Regions from separate parts of the Mus musculus genome. Here region 1 is linked to region 2. The links are chromatin contacts, found by Hi-C or POLR2A ChIA-PET in ENCODE. All regions are on one chromosome and are shown on one strand. The core of a region is the stretch at or near the end of the contact, and the rest is flanking DNA. Distances in the headings are between cores, read along the strand shown. Region 1 holds the start of Dusp6 (dual specificity phosphatase 6). Region 2 holds the start of Atp2b1 (ATPase, Ca++ transporting, plasma membrane 1).

What was found. Hi-C counts contacts between places; a loop is a spot of excess contacts on that map. ChIA-PET counts read pairs that join two places held with the same protein, here RNA polymerase II (POLR2A).
Region 1: a map of v-Abl transformed pro-B cells shows a loop between it and region 2 (4-fold over the local background). The contact joins the promoter of Dusp6 here to the promoter of Atp2b1 in region 2. A Hi-C loop is called at or near these places in 1 of 37 maps with a recorded cell type or tissue (v-Abl transformed pro-B cells). POLR2A ChIA-PET finds 5 or more read pairs at or near these places in 1 of 5 experiments (embryonic stem cell).

Annotation. Positions count from the first base shown.
Region 1 is chr10:99,259,663-99,266,502 of GRCm38, reverse strand. It overlaps Dusp6 (dual specificity phosphatase 6), which reads right to left and starts at 3,272. Exons shown (of 3, transcript NM_026268.3): 1 at 2,412-3,272; 2 at 1,522-1,959; 3 at 1-511. The coding sequence starts at 2,811. The coding sequence ends at 204.
Region 2 is chr10:98,911,938-98,919,160 of GRCm38, reverse strand. It overlaps Atp2b1 (ATPase, Ca++ transporting, plasma membrane 1), which reads right to left and starts at 4,009. Exons shown (of 21, transcript NM_026482.2): 1 at 3,790-4,009.

The DNA.
Region 1 (6,840 bases), core at 2,023-4,522, 350 kb before region 2:
GTCCTTCCAAAAAAACAATGAATGGAGCAAATCTCTCCCTCCGTAATAACCAATTTTGCACTTGGCAACCTTGTCTAACACAGACAGCTGGTGACACTTTTGACACCCGGGGCCACACACAGAAAGAAAGCAGCCTGGTCGATGCTGCTCAAGAGGAACTGAAGGAATGGGGACAACTCCCGGCTAGGAGAGGTGGGTGCCTTTCACGTAGACTGCAGGGAGTCCACCTGGTAGACGTTCTGGTTGGAGGGCGTGGTGAAGTACAGCTGCGGAGTGGGGACACGGTTGTCACAAGGGCTGCTCAGTCCCAGGGTCCTTTCGAAGTCAAGCAGCTGGCCCATGAAGTTGAAGTTGGGGGAGATGTTGGACTTCTTCATCTTAACAATGTCGTAAGCATCGTTCATGGACAGGTTGAGCTTCTGCATGAGGTACGCCACTGTCACGGTGACAGAGCGGCTGATACCTGCCAAGCAATGCACCAGGACACCACAGTTTTTGCCTCGGGCTTCATCTGCGGGAACACACACAAAAAAAGGCAAGAGTTCACTAGACTGGAAAAAAAAAAAGGAACCAAGCCTTTGCAAAATGCTTAGCCTGAAGTCTGAATTCAGAAGGAATAGTAAACAACAATTATATGTGGCAACTAAGCCCCCGAAGGCACCAGAAAATGTATAACGGGAGATAAACATGCACACTGAACACAATCACATATTTCAGATTATTTCCTGTAAAGGGAGCTTTTGTAGTAAGTTTCTAACAACAAAAAAACTCCTTAATGTGTGTACATTCCTTGCCTCAACTTGTGAATACCAGAAACCCTGCAATCCGGTCCTGAATGCCTCTCATACAGACCAAGCAGACTGCAAGGGTCTATTAAATTATTCTCCCAACTGTTGTGCAGCTAACAATGGGGGTATTCAGGCATTTTAAAAGAGAGAGGGAAGTCACAGGGGACAGCCCATTAGAAGGAACAGGATGTCTACATGGCCTGAAAATGAGTTCCTTTGTAATAGGAAATGCACTACAATGCCTGGAGCTTCGCTTCTCTTAGGCTCTCAGCCCACAGTCCTTCCTGCGGGGGATCAGGTTACCCAGAGGCTCACAGTAACCAGTACCCTGCAGTATCACTCAGCTAGGTAACAGCTAGTATTCAAACTGCTTTCCAACAACTAACTTGGGTGTCCTAAAATAACTCCTAGATATATTTTTTTAATTATAATGCAATACTAGAATTCTTGTCTGCAAGTGAGTGCTTTTAACTCACTCTCCTCTCACATCCTGTCGTCTAGAGATAAGGAAAACATGGCTGATTGGAACAGCCTCCTTTTAAAAGTATGAATTAAATGGCTCAAATAGTCCCCCGATCTGCTACGTCAACGGGCCCTGTTTTCCCTTTAAGCAAGAAGGTAAACAAGAATTAACACTCTTAAAGACAGTAGAAGACCTGCAGTCCAGCAAAACAGCCTGCAGGAAAACAGATTAAGATCTTCAACTCTATGAATGACTGTAAATTAGTCTCACCTATGAAAGAAATGGCCTCAGGGAAAAACTGGGACAGGTTTTGGCTCCAGTGATCCGAGATAGGAATTTGCTTGTATTTGAACTCGCCCGCATTCTCAAACAGATTGGGCAAATTGGGGGTGACATTCAAGATGTACTTGATGCCAAACTCTTCCAACACGTCCAAGTTGGTCGAGTCCTTGGCACAGCCCAGGTAAAGGAAGGGCAAAATCTCCACCGGGAAGGAAGGCTGGCTGTTGGACAGCGGGCTGCCATCAGAGTCCGTTGCACTATTGGGGTCTCGGTCAAGGTCAGACTCAATGTCCGAGGAAGAGTCCGAGCTGATCCGCAGGCCCCCGAGCCCCAGCACTGGCAAAGGCGGGGAACTGCTGCTGCACGAGCCGTCTAGATTGGTCTCGCAGTGCAGGGCGAACTCGGCCTGGAACTTACTGAAGCCACCTGCCAGAAACAAGAAAAGCAATCTTGTAACCGGAGAAGCTGTAGTAATTTACAGCTAGTGAGAAGCACAAAGAACACTATGGACAGGCACCCTAGGAACCCCCGGCAGTGGTAGAAGCACGCTTCAATGCGCACCTTTAGGAACACTACCCGCTGCTTACCCTGGGAACACTTATTCTCCTGAATCTGGAAATGCACAAGATTACTTTTCTTAATATTTCGAGGAGCTGCGAGGTGCCAAGCTGCACCCTGAACTACGTTTCCAGCTCTTGTGAACCTTAATCCTACACCTACCCAAAGAAAGGTGCCTGATTAACCCTTGAAGGAGAAGCTACCACGGTGGCCCAGCTAGCTCCCCTAAGCGCAATGCAAGCGGCGATCGCTACCTCGCTAACATTTTCCCCAGCCTGCAGTCCCAGCCCGGAGCCCTGCACCCGGGGCGCACAACATACCTTCCAGGTAGAACGCCCGGCAGCCCTCGTCTTTGAGTTTCTTGAGCAGCAGCCCGAGGACCGACTCTCCACCAGTGTTCTCATTCCAGTCGCTGCTATTCTCGTCGTACAGCACCACGGTGTCGGTGCCGCAGCGCCTGGTAAAGCGGTCCCGGTCCTCGCAGCGCGTGAAGAGCGCACGCACGGGCAGGTTGCCCTTCTGCAGACGCCGCAGCATGATGCCGGGGATGGCCACATTAATGGCAGATTCGATGTGTGACGACTCGTACAGCTCCTGTGGTCGGCAGTCCATCAGCAGAAGCCGTTCGTTGCCCAGCTCCAGCTGCTCGTTGAGCCACGACACCGTCTTGCAGATCGCCATTTCCGACGCGAAGGGCACGGGTCTGAGCGTATCTATCATGGGGGTCGAGCTGCAGGAGAAGGCGGGGTGCCTAGCAGACGCCCCTCGAGGCAGGCATAGGCCGAGCACGCTGCGCGAAGCTCCCGCTCTCGGAGCGGGGTTTGATTCCGCCTCGCCTTTCCCAAGCCGAGGCTAGCGGTTAGGGAAAGCGACACAGAAGTCAAGTCGGTGGTCCCTCTGCACCAGATCACTCTCCGAGTCAATGAATCTCTCTCTCTGAATGAAGGTGCCCAGTTTTGTTCCTACCCAGTGAATGAAATCCAATTAATTCGGACTCCGTGCCACTGAGAGGAGAAAAAGGGAAAAGAAAAAAAGTCTAGCGGCTCTTAATCCTTCCCTCTGAGGCTGCACCTCGGATCCAACCCGGTGTTTCTCGCCGGATTATTCAAGACTGGGTTTGCTCACAGTCCCTAGGACTCCGCGAGAGCACACCCCCTGTGCGAGGCAGCTCCTCAATGGATACAAACAGCCAGCGTCTCAATGGATACATTCTCTCGGTCAGCCAATGAGCGCGCTGCGGAAGGGGCTGTTGCCGTGGGGACGGGCCGGCTGGAACAGGTTGTGTTGATGAATTGTTAATGAGTTTGTCATTCACAAAAACGGAAAGGAATTTCCGCTCCGGATAAGCCCCAGTGCAAACAAGCTGCAACTGCGGGCTCGGCGGGAGGAAGGAGAAAGAAGAGGAGGCGGCGGTGGAGGAGGAGCAGGGCACATAAACCAGGGCACTAAAGTTGTCTCGTGTTTCCTTCTGTTTAGAGTTCACACTTCGCGTCTAACTCTTGCGCACCAGTAGTGCAATTAGCAAGCACAAAAGCCCTTATTCGCGACGCTTACAATCTTAAGTTAGCCTTAATAAAACTTGAGGGGTTTTCCCCCTTTTTAATTCTCTTTAACGCTAGATCCAAGCCCGCCATAGCGCCGCCCCTGCTCCCCCACCCCCAACCCGGTCCTCCTTTAGATCGTGTGTGGCATTTGTTTGGCTCTTTTAAAAGTCTAGTTCTGTTTGTTCTAATGTCCTTTTAGGCGAGGCTGTGTTGGGACTGGTGGACTGCCTGGGCTTTAGCGACCCAACGAAGTGTTAAATGCTAATCCAACATCTCTAGAAACAAACTAGTGTTTTGTTGAAACATTTTAAAGCAACTAAGCAAACAAGCGTTTGGTTGTCCAGAAAACCAGAAGCGCCCCAACCCCGGGCTTTCTCAACTTTCTTGGCGGCAGCGGAGGGGGGGGGGCGGGTGGTGTAAGCACCCAAAACCTTGTCAGCTATCCCTGCACTTTTCTTCTGCTCCGGTGAAGTGGGGGCATTCTGAGCCATTGTTCCGGAGATCTTGCTCCCCACCACCATCACCGGTCACCCATCGAGCCTGGGGAGTCGAGCTCCTTTAACGATCTGGAGCCAAGAGCAGAGTTTGGTTTCTAAGAGGAACCGGTCTGGCAAGGCAGCCTAGGTTAGGTGCCTGGGACGACAGGCCTCACCAACGTTTCCTGCACCCCGGAGACCTGCAAGCCTGCGGGAACTCAAGCGTAAACAGTGGCGGTTGTGGACAGAGGCCGGTCCCCTATCCTTTCTAGGCTGCAGCGGTCCCCGGGCCCCGCAAGGAGCACGCTAGCAGCTCCAAACGCGCTTGCGCGCTGCGCTTTGGCCGCAGCATTGCTGCTCTGGGGGATGGGGGGGGGGGGGCAGGACACGCGACGACCCCGTGATCGCTTGTAAGGCCGTCGCGGAACCGTCGCCTAGTGAGAGACCTGGAGCGGAAAAGGAGCCAGAGGTGTCCCTGTCTGGACCCCATGGTTCCAGAGTTAGGGTTGGGAAGTCTCATGGGCACCACCCGCAGGCAACTCAGGACGGAGGCGGCACCGGAGCCGGATGGAGGCGTGGCCGGCGGGGGCCGCGACGGCGACAAGAGCGCATCCCCGGCGCGCTCGGTTCTATTGTTATATAAAAGTGCAGAGGCCGCCCCTCCCGGACGGAAAACCACCTGTGTGCGGCGACGGCGGGCCCTGCGGAAGGCGCGCGTCCCGATCCGGTCAGCCCCTCGGGTCCCAGGGAAAGGAGCTGGGCTTTGTCCGGCCGCGACCGGGAGGCGGAAGCGCCGGCTGCGGCCCTTCCCGAATCCGGGGCGCGGAGGGCGTCTAAGGTCACGGGATCTCCCCAGCCCAGCGCCTCGCAGCCGGGTCCTACCTACTGTCGCCCGCAAAGCAATTTGCATTTTTAATCACCCGCCTCTTCCGGGGTTTGGGAAATGTGGGCTAAAACAGGGCGACTTGGAGGTCCAAGTAGCCAATTTTGGAGCCCTCCCGCAGGCAGGCGCCCCAGAAGGAGCGTTTTGATGAAAATGGGGGTTGCCTCCAACCTCTCTCCGCGCCTTTTTTGGGCAGCACTGGGAACAAAACGCCCATATTTCATTGGCTAGCTTCCAACTCCCGCTGGGGTAGGCCTGTGCTGCAGCTGACGCCCCCAGATCCTTCCCCATCTGTTACAGGTTTTCCCACCCTGAGACATTTCAGTCTGTGGGACCAATGGTTAGGAGGAGGGAAGTGGGGTGCTCCGCGGAAACGTGAAGGACAAGCCTCAACCTCCAAACAGAAGAGGGAAGCAGGTTGGGTTTTTCTTTACCAAAATTTGAAGTGAAGCACCAGACAGTTGGGAGGTTGATAATAATATCTTTGCACACTGGTGGAGAGCTCTAAGCATTTGTACCTATGTTTCTGAGTCTGAATTTTTTCCCACTTCCTTCAGGAAATTTGACCTTTCGATCTAACTATATCCAGTTACAGTTTTTTCTCCTTGTCATCTTTCTTGTATTTTACAGGGTCTTTGTAATATTAAGTGGGCACCATGTGTGGGAATGTCATGCCCGTTAGCTGATATGCTTATATGTTTTTGAGCTAACCTGCAAAATGGCTTGAGCACTTTGGGAGGTTTTTTGGCCAAGGTCGGATTTTTTTGTTTGTTTGTTTGCTTTTTTTGTTTGGTTGGTTTTTTGTTGTTGTTTTGTTTTGTTTTTTAATTTCCTGCCCCAAACACTCCCTTTTAAGTCTGCTTGATAGCCTGCCAGGTTCCTCACTTGCAGCTAACCCCTCAAAGGTCTGCTCAGAACAGTTTAATTCACTCTAGTTTAATAATGGGGCAAAGCAGGAGAGAGATGTCCTACTCCAGCTCAAATGACACCTTACCCAGGTTACCTTGGTGGACTGGGATGTCTTAACTTCTTGAGGTTGCCTTTTAAAAAGTTGGTTTACAGGGGCTGGAGAGATGTTTCAGCGGCTAAGGGCACTGATTGTTCTTCCAGAGGACCCGGGTTCAAATCTCAGCCCCCATATGGCAGCTCACAACTGTAACTCCAGAATCCCATACCCTCATACAAACATACATGAAGGCAAACTACCAATGCACATTTTAAAAAAATGTTTTCGGCTCATTACACCGAGACAGATGAAAGAGTTTATGGAACGGTGCTGTAGGGTGGACACGGCCTTGTTTCTGTGTCTCCCTGAGTAATTTTGTGCAGTCTTTAGAAAACCTAACACAAGTTAGGTAAGGAAGATGAAGGAATTGACCCGAGGCTAAACTAAAGCAGAGAAGGTGCTCAGGGCTTGAGGCCAGAATTGAGGTGACCACGTCCAAGGATCATTAAGCTCCTACTTCCTGCTAAGACACAAAGATTTTAACTTGCCTAAGTTGTACATTTCAGCTTTTGACCACAGGTTCTGTTGCACACACTGCACGTACGTTAAGGGAGGGTAAGGCTCCGTGGCACACACCAGTGGTTTTCTTCACTAGTCAACCATTCACAAGATTAATAGTTCTTTCTTCCTTAGGGTATGTATCGTGGGTTCTAACTCTCACAGTTCCTTAGCTAGGAGCATGGGCCTGAATTCAAACCTTACCTGTATGACTCACCAATATGGAGGCAGCCCTGGGCCTCACTTCACTTCTTCACTCACTTCATTTCTTCTCTCACTCCACGTTTTAGGGAAGTAGTAGGAATGAAATCCGTATGACAAGCCGGTAAAGTACTGGCTTTT
Region 2 (7,223 bases), core at 2,760-5,259:
GATACAAATATTAAACATAAGAATTCAATTTAACACTCAAAAGGAGGGAGCAGGTGGGTCTTTATGAGTTCAGGGCTAGCCTGGTCTAACATAGTGACTTCCAGACCAGCCAGGGCTACATAGTAAGAATCCAACATTAAAAAATTAATAATTAAAAAAAAAAAGATTCCATTCACTTACCTAATGTGTCCATTTATAAGACTTATTTCTAGTACGGTGATATGAACAAGAGATAGGCTGTGAGTTGTTAAAATGATCAGTTAAGTTTGTCCTATTTTCATTGGTAATTTTTATAATAAAAATTTTAATAAAACAGTGTGTTTGGTGTGTGTGCCTAAGCACCATCTCTAAAAGCTAAGAAATTGTTACTTCTTTTTGAAAATGCTCCTTGTATACAGTTTTCCTTGTAATGTTACCTCAGAGTCTGTATATCTCCAAATAAGTTATTAATACCATCTTTCTGTAAGATATTTATCAGAACATAATTTTCCATTCCAGTTGATCAAGAAAATATTCTTACATGAGATGCAAAAACTCAAGTTTTAAGCCTCTGCTTCCTGATCCTTATTCTGTTTCCCATATTAATTACAAAATTCATGAAAATATCAGCTGAAACCACATATGTATAAACTACAAGGAAAATTGTCAAATGTTTTCTGATCTTCAATATTATAAAAAGTCTTACTAAGTGACAAATCCTTTTAACACTTGTTTCACATAAAAGACTGTTTCATTTAAAACTAACTTAAGAGGTTTGCCCAAGGAAATCAGTCAACTGAAACCCCAAATAGAGGATTTTACCAAAATATGTTTAACAATATATTAATTATTCTGCATGCATCAACTTAATGGCTTCAAATGTCCTTTAACCTAGGACCATTTCCATGGCTTTAAGGAGGCTCTGTAGCAGTGAGAGTATAAATAATCTATCATCTCAAACGGATTTTTTGTTTAATTATAGCTTACTACTTATCTACAGCTCAACATCTAATGCTTTACAGTAGTCAGAAGAACTCAAATGTTGAATTAAAATTTAAATGCAGATACAACAGCAATAACAGCTTGTGGTCTGTAATTAAAACCTGTATTAGGTAACATCCATGTTAATTTACCCATTACTTAAAAGCTACATCTTTTTCTTTTGTGTTTTATAGATGATAATAAGAAATTATCCTCTGCCTAAAGAGATAGTGTACCTAAAATTTGGATGTGAGAAGAGGGAGGACGGTGAGGCAGAGAGAGCAGGGAAATCTCACCTGCTTAGCTGCCACTACGGCATCTCCATCTCCCTCTCCCTCCCTCCCAAGCCTGAAAAATCCCATTTATTTTTAATATGAGATGCATCTGAGGGGAACCGTGTGCAGAAGCCTCATTTTCCAACATGGTTTCCATTCAACTTTGAGTCTAGGTATCCCTGCTCAAAGTGCTCATTAGAGATGATCTTAAAGCACGGTATGATATGCCCTCAGTGAGACCATGAAAGGCAGGTTAAATGGAAGACAGCTAATGAAAAAAAAAATGAGTTACTATATCATATTCAGGCCAGAAAAATAATTTTACTAAATTTTCAGTGTTTATTGTGGAACCTGTTCATAGCTCAGCAGTTAAAAAAAAAAAAAGTCTAAGTACTACCATGCTGGTAGGCACTGGAATTTGCTAGAATGGCTAAACAACGTTGACAACACTGCCGCACTACCTTCCACCCCTCCGTTGATCCAGACCATCAATATCCTCTTATTTTATTAACAACACGAGTCAAAATTTGTTCCTCCCCTCATCTCAGAATGGCAAGTAAGGTCTCAAGCTTCAACTAAAAAAACAAAACACCGTAGTTTCCCATACAGTGGCTGAAATTCCTCTCAAGGTCTTGAAATTATAGAAAAATGAAGACATATTCTCCCTTACTTCTAAGGGGGCACACGGCTGAGGACGACAGCATTATGAAGGCGTACTCTTAATTTTCATCATTTGATCGGGGGTGGGAGGGGGGATAACAAAATTTTAGATCAAAGGTGGCGCTCTGTCCTCAGCTCACCCGAATGTGACTCACTTTTGCAGAGTATATGGTAGGAAATAACAGTTACTTTTCGAAGATCTTTGCAGTTACACCCAAGCCAAAATCGGGACAGAGATCCACCCTTTATGACAGCCATTTAACTGTTTTATCCAAAGCACGGTAGAAAGTAAAACATCTCCCTGAAAACATGGCTTAAAAGGCCCAATTTCCTACACCAGCTTTCAAAAGCTCTCAACAAGAAAAAAAAAAAAAAATTTCTATTTACTTCAAATTTGAACTGACCAGGAAGGGGAAAAAAAGGGATGGGTGCTAAATGAAACATACAAGTACAAAAAGCAGATTCTCCCCCTTCCAATCCCTCTTTTAATTCCCCCAATCCGGCTCTGCCACACACAAGGACAGGGAGTCTCCCTAGGGAAAGCTGGTGGCAGGGCAAGTGAAGGCTCTCCATTCACTCAAATGGGCCACTATCCAAAGGGATGCCCTATGCGCGCTTTGTACAAACCAGGTCCTTACAAGTACTTATTATTATAAAATACACCTACGCTGAGGATCAAGAACCTTATTTTAAAGTAAGACTGTCCTCAGGTGGGGGAGGTGAAGCACAACAAAGCCTTCCATGTTGAAAGGCAGACAGTCCAGACATGCATATACCTCCACTCGTATGAAAAAAAAAATCCATATAACTAATTTATCAGGAACAGCAATCGATACCGACAGGAGTCATTAGATTATTAATAAACCCAGAAAAGTAGCATGCATAGCAGCCAAAGGTGGCTGTCTGCAGCGCTCTAACCCCTAGGAAGGGTAAAAAAAACAGCCTACCGAGGAGGTTCGCGTCCTTACCAAGGTCCTGCAGACCCTTTTACCCACGCAGACCAGCCCCAGCTTCCCCTTGCGGGTCCGATCACCGCAACAGCAAAAGCATTCCCAATGCTAGAGTCCCGCAGTAAACTGGTGACTGAAATGTGCAGAGACCAACCTGGGCAAAGACCGAGGCGCAGACCCAGGGGTCGCTAACTAGCTAAGACACAAAATTCTCCTGCAAGATGAAATAGAGAAGAAGCCCCCGCCACCTCCGCCCCCCCCACCCCCGCAATAGGAATGCCACCCTCCTTTCTTACTGACCCTTTCCGAGGACAGAGCAGATTTTCCCCCTTTTAAACTAAGTACATAAACATGAATCGGAAGCACCCGTGAACATCCTGGGGGGCCAGACTCAAGACCTGAAGAGAGCGTCCAGGCGGCTCTTCAACTCCCCGGGAGTCACCGTCCTGTCTGACAGGCATCTATCACACCATCCTCTCCGGGGGGCCGACGACAAACCTTCACCTTGCACGGGCAGTACCTCCCGGGGGCCCAAGCCAGGGATTAAATGGGTGACCCTCCCGGGTCGCAGGAAGAGGGAGTGCCGGGGCACCGCTGCCCTCAAGGTCACCACATGCCGGGGTAGGGGCGACCGGTGTTCAGATGGGCTGTGGCGGCAGCAGGGGCAGCCCCGCGAAGTCCGAGAGCCCTCGGGTGTAGACGAGAAGCCACCGGGACGGCGACTCCGAGCTGGACCCGGCGCCGAGGCGCGCGGAGAGGAAGCCTCCTCACCTTTACGGTCTCCTAGCAGGAGCGAACCCCGGCGGCGCCGCCAACTTCGCGGGGACCCGCCGCGCTCCACCCCGCGCCCAGCTGTCAGGACCCCCGCCGCGCCCTGCGCGCCCCACCCGGCCTCCCCCGCAGGTGGCCGCCCCCGCCGCGGGCAGCCACCGGCCGCCACTCACCTCGCCCGCAGCGGGAACCATTTTTTCCGAGGGGAAGAATCAAGGAAAGCTAGGCGGGTGGGTCCGGGGGATGGCGGCGAGGGGTCGCGGGACGTGCCCGCAGCCGGCTCGCTGGGTTCGGGGCGCCACGCGGAGGTGCGGCTGCACCTCGGGAAGGAGGCGGCGGCGGCGGAGCCCAGAGACTCGGCGTCCACCAGCCGGGGCTCCCTACTCACGCTGCACCGCGAGGAGGCGGCGGCGGAGGAGGAGGAGGCGGCGCCCGGCCGGCCCCCGCCCAGAGCCCGGCGGCCGCCGAGTGGCCGCTCGCGTCCCCGCAGGACCCGCCTCCTCCGCTCCGCAAAGCCGCGCTCAGGGCGCGCCGCGCTCGGCACAGCAGCTCAACCGGCCCCGCGCCGGCGTCCGCAGCAGCAGCAACAGCAGCAGCAACGGGCGGGGTGCAACCCGGGGCGGGGTCCGGGGACACCGGTCCGCAGACGCGGAGCTCAAGGGGCAACGGCCAGCTCCGGGGCAGGGGCCCGGTGTGCACCGGGTGACCCGCGAGACCGCCCGAGCAGGCAAGGGGGGAGGAGGGCGCTCACCCGTTCCGGTCCGACGCTCCCTTCTTCTCCACACCTCCACGCCTCCCGCTCCACGCTGGCAGCGCAGCTGCTCCCGCTGCCTCTGCCACCGCTGCGGATGCTCGCGCGGCCGCCGCTGCCGCCTTGGCTGGGCGCGGTCACGTGACGCGGCCCGCGGGGAGCCTGAGGGCGGGCGGGCGGGCGCGCGCGCGCGCACGAGCGGAGGTAGCGCCGCTCGGACCGGGACTGGCGCTTCCCGGAGAGGGCGTTTAAGGGGAGGATCCGGCGAGCGCGGCCCCGCCTGGCGAGCGCGCGCCCGGGGTGGGGTGAGGCGGCGGGGATCAGAACTTGCAGCGCGCGGTGTGGAAAGGGTGGCCTGTAGTGCGGGGCGGGCGACTCGCGCCTCCGCGCGCCCCTCCCTCTCTTCCTTCCCTGCGCGCCGGGCTCCCGGCTGCCCCCGCCCCCTCCTGCGCTGTCGCCCCCTCCCTTCCCCTCCTGCGGCGGCTTCCGATTGGCCGTCGGGGCTCTGACGTCTGTGTTTCCATGACGTGTCGGGGCCGGGGAGGGCCGCGGGAGGGGGCGGCGGGGGAGGAGGGGGCGGTGACTCCGTCCGTCACCGCCGGTGCCTGGGCGCGCGGCCCGGCGGCTCCTGCAACGTGAGGAAGCCGGAGAGCGACGAGTGCCGCCGCAGTGGGACGCCCTTCACTTGGGGTCCCGCTCGAGTCGCCCCCGGGTGGAGGCGATGCCGGGTCACGGGACGGGAGAGCGGCTCGGCGCCCACTCCCTAGCGGACCTGTCTCCTGTCCCGGACGGTGACGCACTCGCCCGACAGCCAAAGTGCCTTCCCTTTTGGGAAGAGAGCCCACTCGCCCTGTAGGCGCGCTGGCCCGGCCACCGACACCGGGGATCCCCGCTGCAGCGCCCAAACCGTGTCCTCTAGCCGGTGCAAGCAGGCCTCGCAAGGTCCGCTTGAAGTCCTCGTGTTTCTCTTTTGGGTTTGCTGCTGCGGCTGCTGCTTTTTTTTTTTTTTTTTTTTTTTTTTTTCCTACCTGTGGCGAGCTAGTGGGTCTTTAATTCATAATACTTAAATCCTGCCCTCATCTTTCCCGAGGAGAAAGGAACAAGAAAAAAAAAAAAAATCATGCAGAGTACCGTGCAGTATTTAGACGGTAAAAGGTAGCCGACTCTGGTCCAACCAGTTCAAAAGAAAACCGCTCATGATTACTTCTACTTTAAAAAAGGATATTCTTGACTGTATCCACACATTTAAAGATGTGTATCCTGTCCCATCTTTCTGTAATCTCTGCTTGAACTAAAGGTTCCCCCTTCCCCCGAACAATTTAGACCTTATCCGTGTTATTTTCAGCATCACTTAGCTTGAGAAAAAAACATCAAAAAAAGTGATCTGTAAGTGTTTTGTTTTGCTTTTTTCAACCCTGAATTGGAAGAATTGGTAGTTTCATAGTCTTCTCCAAAGCACACCGGTAAGACAAGTACTGCATTATGTATGTTCCCTGTCGGGTAGCATTTGTTTTAAAATAATATAAAGGCTTGAAAAGAAAATACTTGAGTTTAAAAGCAAATTTTCCATGATAAAACTGCTGAAAATAATTTTTCCATTTATATCTTCCACCAGGGTAGACATTACCAACCTCTGAGCTGTGCCCTTGACATGTAAAACTGGCACTGGGTATTTCTCTCTCTCTGTTTATCACAGAGAATTGGTTGATGTGATACAATAAATAGCCCTTCCTGCTACTATTTCAAATCTACAATTAGAAAAACAAATTAATTAAATTTCATTTAGGTAATTTCCAGTATTTTCTCACCCCGAAGTATCTTTTAGAATAACGCAGACACATTTATGAACTCTTGGCTACTTCCCCGCTTTTCTCCAAGGAAGTCCCCATAGAAAATTGAATTATGCATTCTATTTTAATCAAGAATTTGACATTAAAGTATTAAGTGAATCATTGCATGCTGCACCAGCAAAACCCATAATAGACTAAACTAGAATCTGTTCACTTTGTGGGTTTGCTGTAATTCTAACTCATAAGATGCATGTTGTAGAGTATATGCTCACGAAAAATCACCGAAACTCCTTACTATAGAGCATGATTGCAGTGAAATTTTTATTGGTATCCAAAGATGTACCCACAAGTGAAAACATGCATGTCCCAGAACATAGTTGTGTGCACTTCATGTGAGTTGCATATATGATAAACTCGCTCTCAGATAGCCAGGGTAATTGTACTGTATATTTGATTTGTGTGTTTTTATGCTTCAGATACAAAATTAAAGCTGAAACCAGTATAGAAGCAGCTGAGCTTTAGGAAGTTCAATTCCCCCCTCCTGCAGGGCTTCATCCTAAAACCTCCCCAAATGACATACTTTTCGGTGTAAAACTGCTGAGTTGCTTAATTAGGGTTTCTTATTTTCCTCTGGTGCAAGAGATGAGACTGAAGCCTCATGGTGTCCAGCAAGTCCATGGGGTCCTGGGCTAGTGCTCACCCTTCAGCACTTTTCCTTAGAAAATATGGAGCTGCCTGAACTCAGAAATGCCCCTGTGTATTATATGAGCGCATCATCTTCATCTTGGACTTAATTTATCCCATGGATTAATTGATCTGGAGATATAGTAGTATACATTAAAAGCAACACAAGACAATTTTCTATTAAATAATAGGGTAGTTTTGTAAATGTGTTTTCAGATACAGAAGTGACTGTTTTTGATGTTATATTGAAGAGGCAATAACATATTTGGCAATTTTCATAGGTGCAGTCCTTTCCTTCCTTATAATGGTATAATTGTATTGACATCTCTCTGGTCAATTGATTAGTTCAAGCTGTGTAACTCATGCAGAAAGTCCTCAATGT